Regions from separate parts of the Mus musculus genome. Here region 1 is linked to region 2. A link is a loop called in an ENCODE intact Hi-C map of the cell type or tissue named here. Cell type or tissue: left cerebral cortex. All regions are shown on one strand. Each heading gives the region's core, and the rest is flanking DNA. Links, peaks and the distances in the headings are about the cores only.

Region 1 (7,098 bases), core at 2,791-5,290, 160 kb after region 2:
TATATTATGGCAAGTACAATTTATTTAAGATGAGTAGAAGGGTACACTACCAAAGGACTTTGATATGAATATGTATGACCTGATAGAGGCATAAGAAGCAAATTAGGGAATTAGCATGGGCAATAATCATGTTCACATAGTGATACTCTTGGAAGGAATTCTATTAGGTAGTCAGGAGATTTATCCAATTGCTGTTTGAAATTAAGGATACCGAGATCCTTAATGCTGTGGGCTTGCATTTGAAAGGCTCACTCATCAAGATCTTTAGACACATTACATTTGCTTTTGCAAATTAGAAGCTCTAACTGCAGATGCAAGTGTATATTGCCATGTGTGGAATTAATGCTTCAGACAGCTCATGAATATGCATGTGTATTTTGGTGGAGCTTCTGCCACAAGAGTCTGAAAAGCAGTAGGAAGTGGGTGGAACTGCGTGGAACTGCATATTGCTGTCAGAAAAAGTGCAGTTCTCAAAGGAATAAAGTAGAGGGACAAATTTTCATTTCAGACATGGCTTGGAATATGTAAAAATTTTGAAACAAGGGTGAAAAAAGAAGACCCCGATATCAGTCCATTTTAATTGTTGAAAGCCCTGGTGACACTTTTATAACTTGTAAGTGTTCTGAAGCCCAGGCTTTCTATTTAATTAAATGTTTGTACATCTTCATAGTGGTTTCTGGAGTATCTTGTTTTAGCACATACAAGAGTTGTTTGTTTTTAGTGCTGTATTTAAAAATTGAGTATCTATTGTTTGGGTTCAGCTTAGATTTTAGTGGGAGGTTTTAATGCCACCAGGATTTTGGTATTAATGAACAATTTCCTAAAACCATCTGGGTTTGGCAAAAAGAAGCAAAGGCGAGGGTGGAGCACTTGCTGCCTCACAGTGGTGCTACATTCCTTCTGGGCTGTGGGACTTGGGCTAAATGAGGATCACTATGGGGCATGACTGCATCTCCAGTGGCTTGTGCCTCTGGAACAGTAGAGATGCAGGATGCCTAAGCCCCTGGAGCTCCTTCTTACTTGTGGGAGGAATGGTCTCCAACTAATTGTGGAACCCATGGGTAGTTTGAATTTTTACTTGTTATAATCGGTGCAGAGTCCTTTCTTATATAAAAGCTAGGATATTTGAAGAAACCTTGTTACATAAGGATAAGTTTGTGTCACGGTCTAGCTCTGATAGGATAAGATATTTATGATTCATATTCTGTAGCAGTACAATTCTTGTATTCCATACAGACACGATAAACCAAGTTAATAGTTTCCAGAAGCTATTAAACCTCAAGTTTATATAATGGTAGATAATGGCATCATTCCTCTATCTCTGCTTTACTAAATAATATTTATTGTATTTGGCTAGGCACTTATCACAAAAGGAATCTTAGCCCATAAATTGTATTCATTTTTCATTTTAGTCAGAAACATTAATATCATCCTAAAACATTACCTGAAATTAGTATAGGAATGTGACAGGAATGAGTTCTCCTTTAGGGTCTATGAGTCTGTAGCAATAGGCCATTAGCCAGGTTTACAGCATCTCCTATTAGTGGGCCTTAAATCCAATTAGACAGCTGTGGTACTCTTCAAGATGAAAGTGCAGCTATTAGACCATTGGAGATATCTTGCCTGGGCCCATCATCAGGTTTCAACACTAACCTTCTAGGTCCGTTCATTGTTTGGGGTTTGGTTTTCATCTCATTAGACCTTGCTTCAGTGCACTGAACACAGTGAATCTTGCCAGCTGTCTGTAACCCACTTGCTGTTTTTTTTTTTCCAGACCTTATAATATTAGAGGGTTGGAGGAATAAGGGTTCAGTTCTTGTCTCTGCTTGTGTATCTTTGGGAATCTCATTCAGTCTTGTGACATTAAATATCATTTACAGGCTGATGGCTACTAAATTAATGTCATTAGCCCAGAACTAACTACAAAACATTCAATTTTTCTATTTTGGAAGCTACAGGAATTTCTGCCTCCACATCCAAAGAATTTAATGAACAAGTTCATCTTTTTTCAAAAGAAAAAAAAAGTAGGCAGTCCTATGAAGTGACAAATAATTAAAGAATATAGTTAAGAACTTTCATATTGTTGTAATTAGTCACTCACACTAATTTCCATATTTAGGAGTTGAGGAATTTAAGATAGACAAACTAGAATCACTCAATTCAGGAAAGCACACCATACACATTTAAATGATTTTTATGCATACTTGTTGATTGCTATTTCACATTTAAGGTTATTTACCTAACAAACTAATTCATGCCAACATAATATACCCTGTAATCCTATTGGGAGATACCATTTAGCCAGAGAAATCATTTGCTTGTTTAGAAGAGTGTTACAAATATGCATATCACCTTTACTTATGAATCAGTACATAAAGGAAAGTATAGAATTTTTAATTAGGGAAAAACCAAGTATACTAATATAGCCAACTAACATTCATGAAATAATATGACTCAGTTATGTTTGTTCTGTTTTTGACTTTCCTTTTCACCTACCCACCAAAAAAAAAGCAGCTAATGTTAATCAGAAGTTGAGTTTATAACTAAAATATGCATTGTACAAAATACTGATTTATGTTTATGTAATTGTTTGCAGTAATGGTTTTAATATCTGCAACCAAGGAAACTCTAAAATAATTAACCATGATTCTGCACTTGGTAAATTCTGCTATAGCTTCCAGTTAGAATAGATTTTCTATTTGAGAGCAATTCCAGGCTGATTCATTCATTTGACCATTAAGTCACCAAAATGTTTCATTTCCCAGTAAGCACCACAAGTGCAGCTCATGCTGGAGAGAGGAAGATGTTGAGTTAGAGCCTCTAAACAGGCCTGTTGGTAAATGAGTATTAGGTGAGAATGAAGTGGCAACGTGAATCAGTACACATTGCTGTACAAAGGAGGCAACTGTAGAAAGGAAGGTGACTTTTTTCTTCAACTCTTTTTTATTCAGTAAGAATGACACTACTAAAATAGACTGGAGAATTAAATGTATGTATGTATGTATGTGTATATATATATATATATATATGCATATATATATACAATATCTTTAAATATATGAAATAAATATATGAAAAGATTTATTGTGTGACATTTCCTATCCTTCCTCTTTACTTACAATCTCAAAATATTTAGGAGTTTGATGTACTACTGAGACATTTAGCGTGTAGAAAATTGAAATTGAGGTAAATTTAAAGAATTCACAAAAATACAAAAGTACTATTGAATGGACAGATGGTCGTAAACATTAAGAAAATTAAAGTAATTTAAGTGTATCTCAAAGCTGAAGGAAAGTATCCATCTTAAGGATACCACTAAATAAATAAAGCCATTGTGTCGAATTGAATTACACACACACACACACACACACACACACACACACACACACACACACACGGATCTATTCTGTCTGCCTATCTCTCTGTCTATCATCTATGTTTATGAGTATTTTGCCTGCATGTATGTATTTGCACCATGCATATGCATGAGGAGGAAGTTTGGTCCCCTAGCACTGCAGTTACAGACAGTTGTAAGCTGTGATGCGGTTGCTGGAAACAGAACTTAGGTCCTCTACTAGAGGACTCTCAAGGTTTGAGCCCTATCACGAGGGCTCTACTTCATTTCTTTTTCAAGTCTAAGGAATTTTTTTTAAGTAAGATTGAATGAATGCTTATCTTTTACTACTTAACTCAGAAATACCATTCATAAAATGATTATTTGAATACAGTCCTGCTTCAGTGTATGATACCCAACTGTGTAAGCAAAAACAAACAAACAAACGAACAAACATCAATGGTTTTATGTTTTCAACTTCTCCAGAAAACACTGCATTGAGAAGATGTCCTTTATAGACTATGGGATGTAGGAACACAGTATCTTAGGACAGGTGAGGTCCTGGTAACAGATTGTGTTTACTTTAAGCAAAATGTAACTCATTAGATTCATCTGGAAGCAGAAAAAAGTAAACAGCGTCTTTGTCATTGTAGTCTAGATTATTTTAAATTTATAATCTTTTTTATTTCTTTTCTGTAGATAGTTTCTTCCTACCAGCATTTAAAAAATGACTACCGCATATATGAATATACAATCGGATGTGTCTTTAAGTGCAGTTACATTCTCTATCCTGAAGAAACACCTACCATTTAAGCCAAATTACAGTGCTCCCAGGAGCAAAAATAGTCTTTTGTTACTCCTATATATTTATGCATATTTTGCTTTTATTTTAACCACAAGAACTTTTTCCAGTTTGGCAGCGCTAATAATCAGCAGATTGTTAGTTTTTTTTTTTCATGTGTAGTGTAAAATCTGTTAAAAAGAACTTGATTTGTAGCTGTCTCTATTTTGCCATGTTATCTCCTTGAATGTTTAATGCATTTTATTTTGTGAGCAGATCTCACTGAGTTCCGGAACATAAGAAGAATGTGTGATTTTTTTTTTTTTTAAAGCAATGGCCTAACGTTGGCGCCACACTTACATTGGCTGTGTCCACCGCCTGCTAAGTGAACTTGAATTATTTGCCTGCCTCATGCATTTCATGCTTAGTGCCTCCTCTTCCCATGTACTGCTGTGCTCACACTTTGTGAGCGTCCCTTTTCTTTAGGGAACACACCTTGTCATTTGGCTCCTGTGATTCAGCATCACTCCATCCTGGCACTTAGGGTGTTTACAGAATGGCAGCTGTTGTCACTAAAATGGAAAAACTCTTCACTTCTTACTTGTGATGATCAGCGAATTTTAGTGTCCTGACTGAAGCGTTTCTAAGTACAAATGTACCCAGTACTGTTCTTGGAAATTTCCAATGTTTAAAAAAGTTCTTTACAAAGCAATACATGAGAGAAGCTGATGTTCAAAGCTTCAAGTGTCATCAATATTTTATAATTATACTAAAATATTTCTCATTTTTCTTAACTGTAAAATTGTAGCATGAAATTTGATTTCTTGAAAATCATTTTATTTTAATATTGTTTAATGGTTTAATCTATGTTTGGGATATAATTTATTTATGTTTGGGTTCTAATTTTATAAAAATTAGTTAAATTATTAAATAAGAATATTGACATTTTATGGCCTAGTTGGCCATCATTGGGAAGAGAGGCCCCTTGGTATTGCAAACTTTATATGGCCCAGTACAGGGAAACACCAGGGCCAAGAAGTGGGAGTGAGTGGGTAGGGGAGCAGGGCGGGGGGTGGGGTATAGGGGACTTTTGGGATAGCATTTGAAATGTAAATGAAGAAAATATCTAATAAAAAATTGGAAAAAGAAAAAAAATAAAAATAAAAAGTTTATACTTTTATAGTAGTAACAACCTTGTATTATGTGAGGAATTTTTTATGTGTAATTTATTTCATTGGGAGTAAAGTATGAGTACACTATCACTTTTGTAATCTATAACATGTGGGTTATATACATTCTGTTTATAGTGTGGAAGTTATAGAAAGTATACTTTTACAAGAGGTAATACTGAAGTGATTGGCCTTACTCCATTTTGTTAAGCTAGAACTTTGATATACTGCTAATGGCTTTGGTACAACCACTTTAGAAAATGGTCACATAGCACCTTGGTCAGGAGATATCTGAACAAGTAACACATATGAAAGAGCCTAGTAATTGTCTGGGATATGATTACGTCATAGTCCACTAAACCGGAATGATAAAAGAATGAAGTGGCCGAAATGACAGAAAGTTTTACTTGAGCCAGAAGGGTAAGTGTTAAACAATCGTTGTTCTTGTTAGAAAGCGCTACAGGTGTTTAAACACTATACACAGATCTGTTTGACTTTACATCGGGGTATGCATTCACTGAAACCCCACTTGCCCTGATTCAGGCCGCTGAGAAGCTCTACCTGTGACTGAATGCACTGAATGCCATGGCAGAAGCAGTAAGTGTGAAATGTCCTGATTGGAGGGGGCAGGCCTGCTCAGGTTACCACCCACTGTCTCGGTGGTTTCATGCATACAGAGCAATGGTGGGAATGTTATGTGCCTCATCATCAACCCTTTTCCTCTCCTTTGGACTGATGAGATGGACCCGCTGGCATCCATGATGAGCAGTCTCTGATAAGGTGGATGATGGTTAAGCAGCTAAAGTCACCAGGCCCTTTTGGTTGTTATTGCTGAAAATAGAAGGTTTTGCCTGGTCCATCTGATTGTATTTATAATATGACTTAAATGTAGCTGGTCTGGAGAAGAACGGTTCTGTGTTGAACAGCTGTAACTGTGTAACTGTCATTGCCATCACGGTTTTCTCCATCATCATTATCTTCTCATTGAATGGCTGCTATCTATGCTGTGCTCTGAGTCATCTTTACAATATCCACAGTATCTCCCAAAGAAACCCTTTCTAAAGCCCCTTTTTATGATTTCTATTTTCAAATGAAGCTAAAACTCCATTTTGTATTTTCATCCTGTATACCTCTACACTACCATGGTCACATTGGATCCCACAATTAGTAGATTCTTATCTCTGCCCTCATCAAAATGTAAGGCTAAAATCATTCGTTTATGAGAGCATGTAACTTAAATCTTCACACTGCTTGTCAAATGAATGATTGGGTAGCATGCGATCATGACCCTAATGCTGTCATATTCTGCTATGGATAATAGCCTGAGGTGCAGTCAGTCTATCTTCTTTAGAAGGAAAGTTATTCCATAGATAATTTCGACTTACCTGAGTGAAAAACAAATTATGAGCACTGAAACTGAAAACTAGCCTTGGGATGTGGAAATTGTGATACTGTAGGTAAGCTAACTCAGATTGGAATGCTGTGTTGTTGAGTGATTCTAGGATTGCTCAGTCTACTGATGAGTGCCCTAATCGATAGGATGCATCAGACTTTTCTGTTTTTCTTTTCAAAATGCAAGTGTAAATGCCTACAGGTATTTATAGCAGATTATTAACAGGTGCTGAGTACATAATAAACATTCTGTTATTTCTGACATTATGAAAATTAGATAATAATTAGGCTGTATCCAAAATGTACATCTTTCTCATAAGTTGTTCACTCAGCTGTGCATATATTATTAGCAACACGACTTAAAATTTGCATCTTGAAATACAATCTTATTTAGGTGGTGCTTCTAACTAGTGTATATCTTG
Region 2 (7,098 bases), core at 2,088-4,587:
ACTGCCAAGGTCTCTGTGAGTTTACATGTGCACCAGTCCCATTGTGTCTGCAAAACACTGTTTCCTTGGAGTCATCCATCCCCTTTGTGTCTAACACTTTTCTACTTCATTTCCCAGAGCGCTTCCTGACCTTGAGGGGAGGGATTTAATCTAGACATTCTGTGTAAGGTTGAGTGCTCCAAAGTCTGTTATTCTTTCACATTGTCCACTTGTGGGACTCTGTGTTCATTTCTATTTACTCCAAGAGGAAGCCTCTCAGATGTTGGCTGAGTGAGGCCCTGATTTAAGGATATAGCAGTATGTCTTTAGGAGTCCTTTCATTGCTAGCAAACTAATTTTTCTGAGCACTGAGTTACTCTTCAGGCATGCCCAATACTTTCCAGTGACTTTTAAAATAAGTTACTATACATTTTCCCCTGAAATTTTCCTGTTTCAGGTATTTCAGAGCAAACATCCTTAATTACATCCAATAAAAATTATAGGAAACAAAGCAGCTAGATGGAGTCTAATATAAAGGAAATAAACATCCTTTATGCAAACACACAGTGGCTTTTTACTGTTGCAAATACCCATGGAATTATAGACCATATGATACATTAATTAATTAATTAATTAATTAATTAATTATATGTACATTGCTGTTTTATCTGCATTTATACTGTGGGGGGTGTCAAATCACTTGAAGCTGTATTACAGACAGTTGTGAGCTGCCATGTTAGTGCCGGCAATTGAACCCAATACCTCTGGAAGATCATCCAGTACCTTCAGCCACTGGACCATCTCTCTAGCCCCAATACATTTACTGTTTGTTATGTTAAAGATTTACTGTTATTTTTATTTATGCTATGAGTGTTTGTATATGTGTTTGCCATGTATATGTGTACATTCTCTCCCATGAGAAAAGAGCATTGGATCCCCTGGAGCTGGAGTGTGGGCTGTCCTGAGTTGCTCAGTGTGGGTCCCCTGGAAAAGCAGAAAGTGCCCTTAGCCACTACTGAGCATCTCTATATGTATACATGTGCTCTTGTACATGTGTGCTCTCTCACGCGCGCGCACGTGCGCGCGCATGCACACACACACACACACACACACAGAGAGAGAGAGAGAGAGAGAGAGAGAGACTCTCTTATGTACTTTGGGTAGTATTAAATGACTTTTTTTAGACTTTTGATTCCTTCCTCTTTCAATCACATTAATTGTGTACATGCTTCAAATTTATCATCTGAAGTTCCTGTGGTTGAATTTTGATCTTTGTTCCTTCAGTAGATAATCCTTAGTGAAATAATTTCTCCTGTCCAGACCCCAGGTCCAGTTAATAATGTTCCTCCCACTGGCTTTGCAGCTAGATAGGTTGTTCCCTCTCTGCACATTCCCTGAACCAACAATTTTATTTCCCTTAGCCCAGTTTTGTAGCATTGTGTGTGAAGTGAAAGTTTGATGATCTTACTCCCCAACGCAGTCAGCTCCCAAGCCTGGAACTGCCACCTTCATTTAATTTCCAGAATTGACTAATGCCTTCCCATGCCTCACCTCCTGACCAGCTGTCAGGGTGCAGCGCTGTTTCCTAATCCAGTCTCTTTTCTCCTTCCTTCTAGCTCCTGTGGACTGGATGTATTTCTTTCTGAGTCTGGCTGTGCATTTTAAACACTGCTCCCCGTGCTTTCCCCCCAGTACTTCCAGATGTTTATGGCGGAAGGATTTTCTGTGTCTCTGGTCTGTCTGTCTGCTCAACACAAAAGTCCCACTGTTTTGTCACTTAGCACTGGAGCCCTCTGTGCCACTTGTCCTTCTCACTGTCCCAGTATCCCTGGAAATAACAGCTGCCCCTGTGTTCTCCCTCCTGTGCTGAAGTATGCTAATTGAAGGCTGAAATGTGTGGAAAGTGATCTCCTTGTTTGAATTTCCAAGTTGAAGTGGATACTCCTAGTGCACAATGTCAAGGACACTTCTAGCACATAGTTTTATACTTTAAAAAAAAAAAAACTTTGTCTTTATTCACATGACAGTGGCTCAAGGACATTCCTGGTTCAATTTCAAATCCAATGTTTATTTTACAATTTCGTTAGAGGTAATGTGAGGTCATGGAAGTAGCAGCAACTGGTGTGAAGTGACCTGAAATGGACATTGCACACTACAATGGGACCTCAGTGAAGCCACTCTCCCTGGTGCTGCTGCCATTCCATGTGAGACTAGCAAGCTGTGAGGGTGTCAGTGGAAATCTGCAACTCATAACTCCTTTGTTATCTTCATCTACCTACCAGCTGGAAGCATTGCACTCTGTTTTTAAATCTGTAAAACACTAATTTAAAAGCCATTCATAAAAATGGAATTAAATGGCAACTCAGTGAGGTGTTTGTTGTTTGTCTTTTTGCAACTCAGGAAAGAGGAGTCCTTACATAGGTTACATTAAAAAAAACTAGGCAAGAAAGTGGGCTAATGGGATTGCAATATGGGTCTATTAATTGTCCTTGTAGGTTTGCAGGTTACAGGAAATGAGCTATCTGACCCAGCACATAGTTGGAGGAATTAAATATAGTTCCCAAAGCTTGTAACTAAAGACCTAACCATGGCATCTAAATTCTTACAGTTTTTCACCATTTCAGAACACTCTCCATATCTTGTCTCCTCTCATTTTAACACCTGACCTTTGTCAAACAATCCAATGAAGCCCAGAAATGCTCAACAGAAGTCACTAAAGAAACTGAGAATCCTGGCTTCCCCATGAGCCAAGACCTAATTGCAAGAATTCTCTCTCTCTCTCTCTCTCTCTCTCTCTCTCACACACACACACACACACACACACACACACACACACACACACACACACACAGAGCTCTCCTCCTAGTGAGAATTCAGGTAAGGACAGCTGTTGCTCTTCCCGCCCCCCACCCCCCTTGGCCTTGTAGAACCTTTAACATTTCAAAGGTGAGTCACTCTTTCCTTTTTTCTTTTCAGATTTAGCTAGGTCCATTTTGTGCCTGTGATTAATGAGGTCATTTTTTTCTTTAATTTGCTTTAATAGCACTAAATGACCTCAAAGCCTGTGGTACACTTTCCTCGACTAGCACAAGCAGCAGTTTTTTAGCCTCTCTCTAGAGGACTGGAGTTGTTCCTAGGGAAATGTACCTCCCACAGACTTCCAGTAGATGGCAGGTACAGTACTTCCAACCTCTCACGATGTGAAAAAACATCCAATCGCTCATCACATAAAAATAGATTGTTACTGTGTTTTAATCTCAAGTGCAATGGAAGGGAGGGAGGAAAACTCCTGTTTATGGATCTAGCATTATATTATCATATAAGTATCTGCTTATTTTTGTCTTCTACTAAAAATACAAATGCAACAAATGAAAATATATCTTTATCAGGGAATGCCTGTAATTCCAGATTGCAAATTAAGCACTTAAATGTTGAATAATATAATCACCATGTTATAGGTGTTAATTAAAGTGCTTGGTGAACAAAGATACATTTAGCAATTTTTAAATATAAATTTTGGAGGATGAGAAACTATTGTTTTATGACAATTAGACAGTTCTAATCTGCTTCCATTTACATTTTACTTATTCTCCTTTTAAGCCAGACTCATGGATGGCGGGAGTACAAATGTAGATGTGTACATGCGGAGATAGACATCCCAACCATCCCTTCACTTTCCATGAATAATTAATCTCATGATGATTTCTCCCACTTACTATAGATATGAATTTCTTTTCAGTATATTCAGAAGGAAGTTTCTGTCTGTAAGCTAAGGTAAGAAAGAAGGAAGCTGACCTCGGGTAGATAAAAGCATTAGGATGATTTTCCTTGAAACAGGAAAAAGTTTGTTCTGAAGAGGGCCACTGTAAAAGCTGAAAAAATACTGTATCACCCATTTATATACAAGCTTTCATTAAAAGTACATGCATATTAGCACATCTAAAATAGTCAGGGCTTTCAGACATGCCAGGCTCATGCAGTGAATCCATCCATTCACCCCTTCATCTCTTATTCATCGATTATACACTTAATAATAAATATAACCATTTTTTGAGAAGAAGCCAATCAACTTAGCTTACAGTTTAAGAGAAGGACAGACAAAATGTAAAGAAAGTAGTCAACTATATAATGTTATGTTGGGGAAGTTCAAAGATCCCGAAAAGTTCCAGAGCTACTATTTTGATGGTGTTTCAGTCATATTCATCTTGTGTGTGAGCAACTTATGTGTGACATAAGTATGATGGACTCATGAAGTCATGGTATATGGTTTAAAAACAGGGACATGCTAATTACCCTCTTTTGTTCATTACAGGTTGTATTTTGGGGGTTTGTTTGTTTGTTTGAGACATGTTCTCTCTAGTTAGCACTGGTTGTCTTGGAACTCACTTTTTGTAGTCTAGGCTGTAAATGTTTGCCTTGTATGTGCAAGGAGTAAAGGCGTGTGCTACCACACCTGGCAAAGTCGAAAAGCTTACAACACCAAATTATAACCCAATTAGTTAAGTGTCAGTTTGAAAAACAATTAGCAATCCTTAAAATTAAAAAAAAGTTAAGAGACACTTAGTTCATTTAAAGCAGAATTGTAATCTTTCTTGTTTCTTTGGTATCTGTCAGAAGTTATTCTAAAATCTCAGAATATTGCCTCAAATCCATTCTGAAGTAATCTACTTTGGGGGCTCTCTGTGCTTCTTGTAGATGAAAGCAAAGCAAGACAGATTGAGCATGAAAAAATAGCTCCCATACAAATGCCAGCGATATAGCAGATCTCCTCAGGTGCTAGACTAGAGCAGGGCTCAGTGTCCACAGTGTTTCCCCTCAGGATTTGCCTTCTCTGACAATCTCTCCTCCTTTCTGCTCCATTCTTCTACTGAGAACTCTGTTTCCTTCCCTGGACCGCATAAAGACCATATGCAGCAGATTATTTCATCCTCCCAATTTCAGATTGAGCATCTCAAAGCCATTGAACTAAAATTTCCACACCCTTATTTCAGTCTTCGTTTGACTAGTTTAGACCCATCCAATCCAGCAACAAGGGAGGAAGTGCCCCCCACTTCTTATGACACTTAATAGTGGGAAGAGGTGAATCATGTGTTGGGAAATTATCTCCAGGTGTGTTCATTATACCCAAGTAACACAAGCCTAGCCAGTGTCTATGAAGTTGAGTAGATAGAGCTCTCCAACAGAGAATGCATTTGGTCCAAAAGGTCAGTTTGCTCTTTTGTCAGGTCTTCAGTCTCACTTGACATTTGCCTGCTCAGGCAGGCACTTCACCTGTGCTTCCTTGTGGTTACTCAAAGGACATTCAAGAATCAAATAAACATTTTTAGAGAAGCCTTACAGGAATCAAAACTCTGTATCCATTCCTCTGTTGAGGGACAACTAGGTTCTTTCCAGCTTCTGGCTATTATAAATAGGGCTGCTATGAACATAGTGGAGCATGTGTCCTTATTACATGTTGGAGCATCTTCTGGGTATATGCCCAAGAGTGGTATTGTTGGATTTTCTGGTAGTACTATGTAAATTTTTCTGAGGAACCACCAAACTAGTTTCCAGAGTGGTTGGACCAGCTTGTAATCCCACCAGCAATGGAGGGGTGTTCCTCTTTCTCCACATCCTCACCAGCATCTGCTGCCCCCTGAGTTTTTGATCTTAGCCATTCTGACTGATGTGAGGTTGAATCTCAGGGTTGTTTTGATTTGCATTTCCCTGATGATTAGAATGTTGAACATTTTTTCAGGTGCTTCTCAGCCATTCGATATTCCTCAGTTGGGAATTCTTTGTTTAGCTCTGCACCCCATTTTTAATAGGGTTACTTGGTTTTCTGGAGTCCAACTTCTTGAGTTCTTTATATATATTGGATATTAGCCCCCTATTGGATTTAGGATTGGTAAAGATCTTGTTCCAATCTGTTGGTTGTCATTTTATCTTATTGGCAGTGTCCTTTGCCTTACAAAAGCTTTGCAATTTTATGAGGTCCCATTTTCTGATTCTTGATCTTACAGCACAAGCCAGTGGTGTTCTGTTTACACAATGGAGTACTACCCAGCTATTAAAAACAATGAATTTATGAAATTCTTAGACAAATGGATGGATCTGGAGGTAACCCAGTCACAAAAGAATGCACATGATATGTACTCACTGACAAGTGGATATTAGCCCAGAAGCACAGAATACCCAAGATAAAATTTGCAAAACACATGAAACTCAAGAAGGAAGCTCAAAGTGTGGATACTTTGATTCTTCTTAAAAGGGGGAACACAATACTCATGGAAGGATTACAGAGATAAAGTTTGGAGCAGAGACTGAAGGAATGACCATCCAGAGACTGTCCCACCTGGGGATTCATCCCATAAACAACCACCAAATCCAGACACTATTGCAGATGACAACAAGATTTTGCTGACAGCAGCCTGATATAGCTGTCTCCTGAGAGGTTCTGCCAGTGCCTGGCAAATACAGAAGTAGATGATCACAGTCATCCATTGGACAGAGCACGGGATCCCCAATGAATGAGCTAAAGAAAGTACTCAAGGAGCTGAAGGGGTTTGCAGCCCTCCGTGGCTCTAGCTGTATATGTAGCAGAGGATGACCTTGTTGGACATCAATGGGATGAGAGGCCCTTGGTCCTGTGAAGGTTCTATGCCCCAATATAGGGGAATGCCAGGGCCAGGAAGTGGGAGTGGGTGGGCTGGGGAGCAGGGGGAGGGAGGAGGGGATAGGGGAGTTTTGGAGGGAAAACTAGGAAAGGGGATAATATTTGAAATGTAAATAAAGAAAATATCTAATAAAAAAAGGAAAAAAAAGGAATCAAAACTCAGCTCTGTGACAGCTTCTAGCATACATTTCCAACCATAGGTAATTTTGCTACTTAAAAAAAGATGAAAAAAAAAAGATGATGGTGGGAGAAAGAATTGTCAGCAGTAAAAAATGCTACGGGAAATTTTCTGCACTATTTAGAACTTGGGACTACGTGAAATTTGTTCTTTCAAACTCTCTGTTAAGACAGATGCATCACATAGATAGACCAGGGTCAGGGAAAAAAAACAAAGCAACAAAAAGCAAGATCTAAAGAGTCCCTCACTGACTGAAAATCATCATGCTTGCTTCAAAATGTGCTCC

What was found. Peaks named below come from ENCODE experiments on the same cell type or tissue, not always from the same donor. Only the 100,000 strongest peaks of a DNase experiment are listed, where the experiment ranks them.
Region 1: it touches region 2 in a loop (2.2-fold over the local background); 2 of 42 quality-filtered maps call a loop at or near these places.

What each region holds. Positions count from the first base shown.
Region 1 is chr12:50,531,773-50,538,870 of GRCm38, reverse strand. All of the region lies in intron 1 of Prkd1 (protein kinase D1), which reads left to right. Among named protein-coding and RNA genes, the nearest start is that of Prkd1, 110 kb to the left of the region's middle. In left cerebral cortex, for the core only: a CTCF peak has its summit at 4,140; no DNase peak of the experiment used is centred there.
Region 2 is chr12:50,693,728-50,700,825 of GRCm38, reverse strand. No RefSeq gene overlaps it. Among named protein-coding and RNA genes, the nearest start is that of Prkd1, 48 kb to the right of the region's middle. In left cerebral cortex, for the core only: a CTCF peak has its summit at 3,141 (motif pointing right); DNase peaks (open chromatin) are centred at 2,126 and 3,143.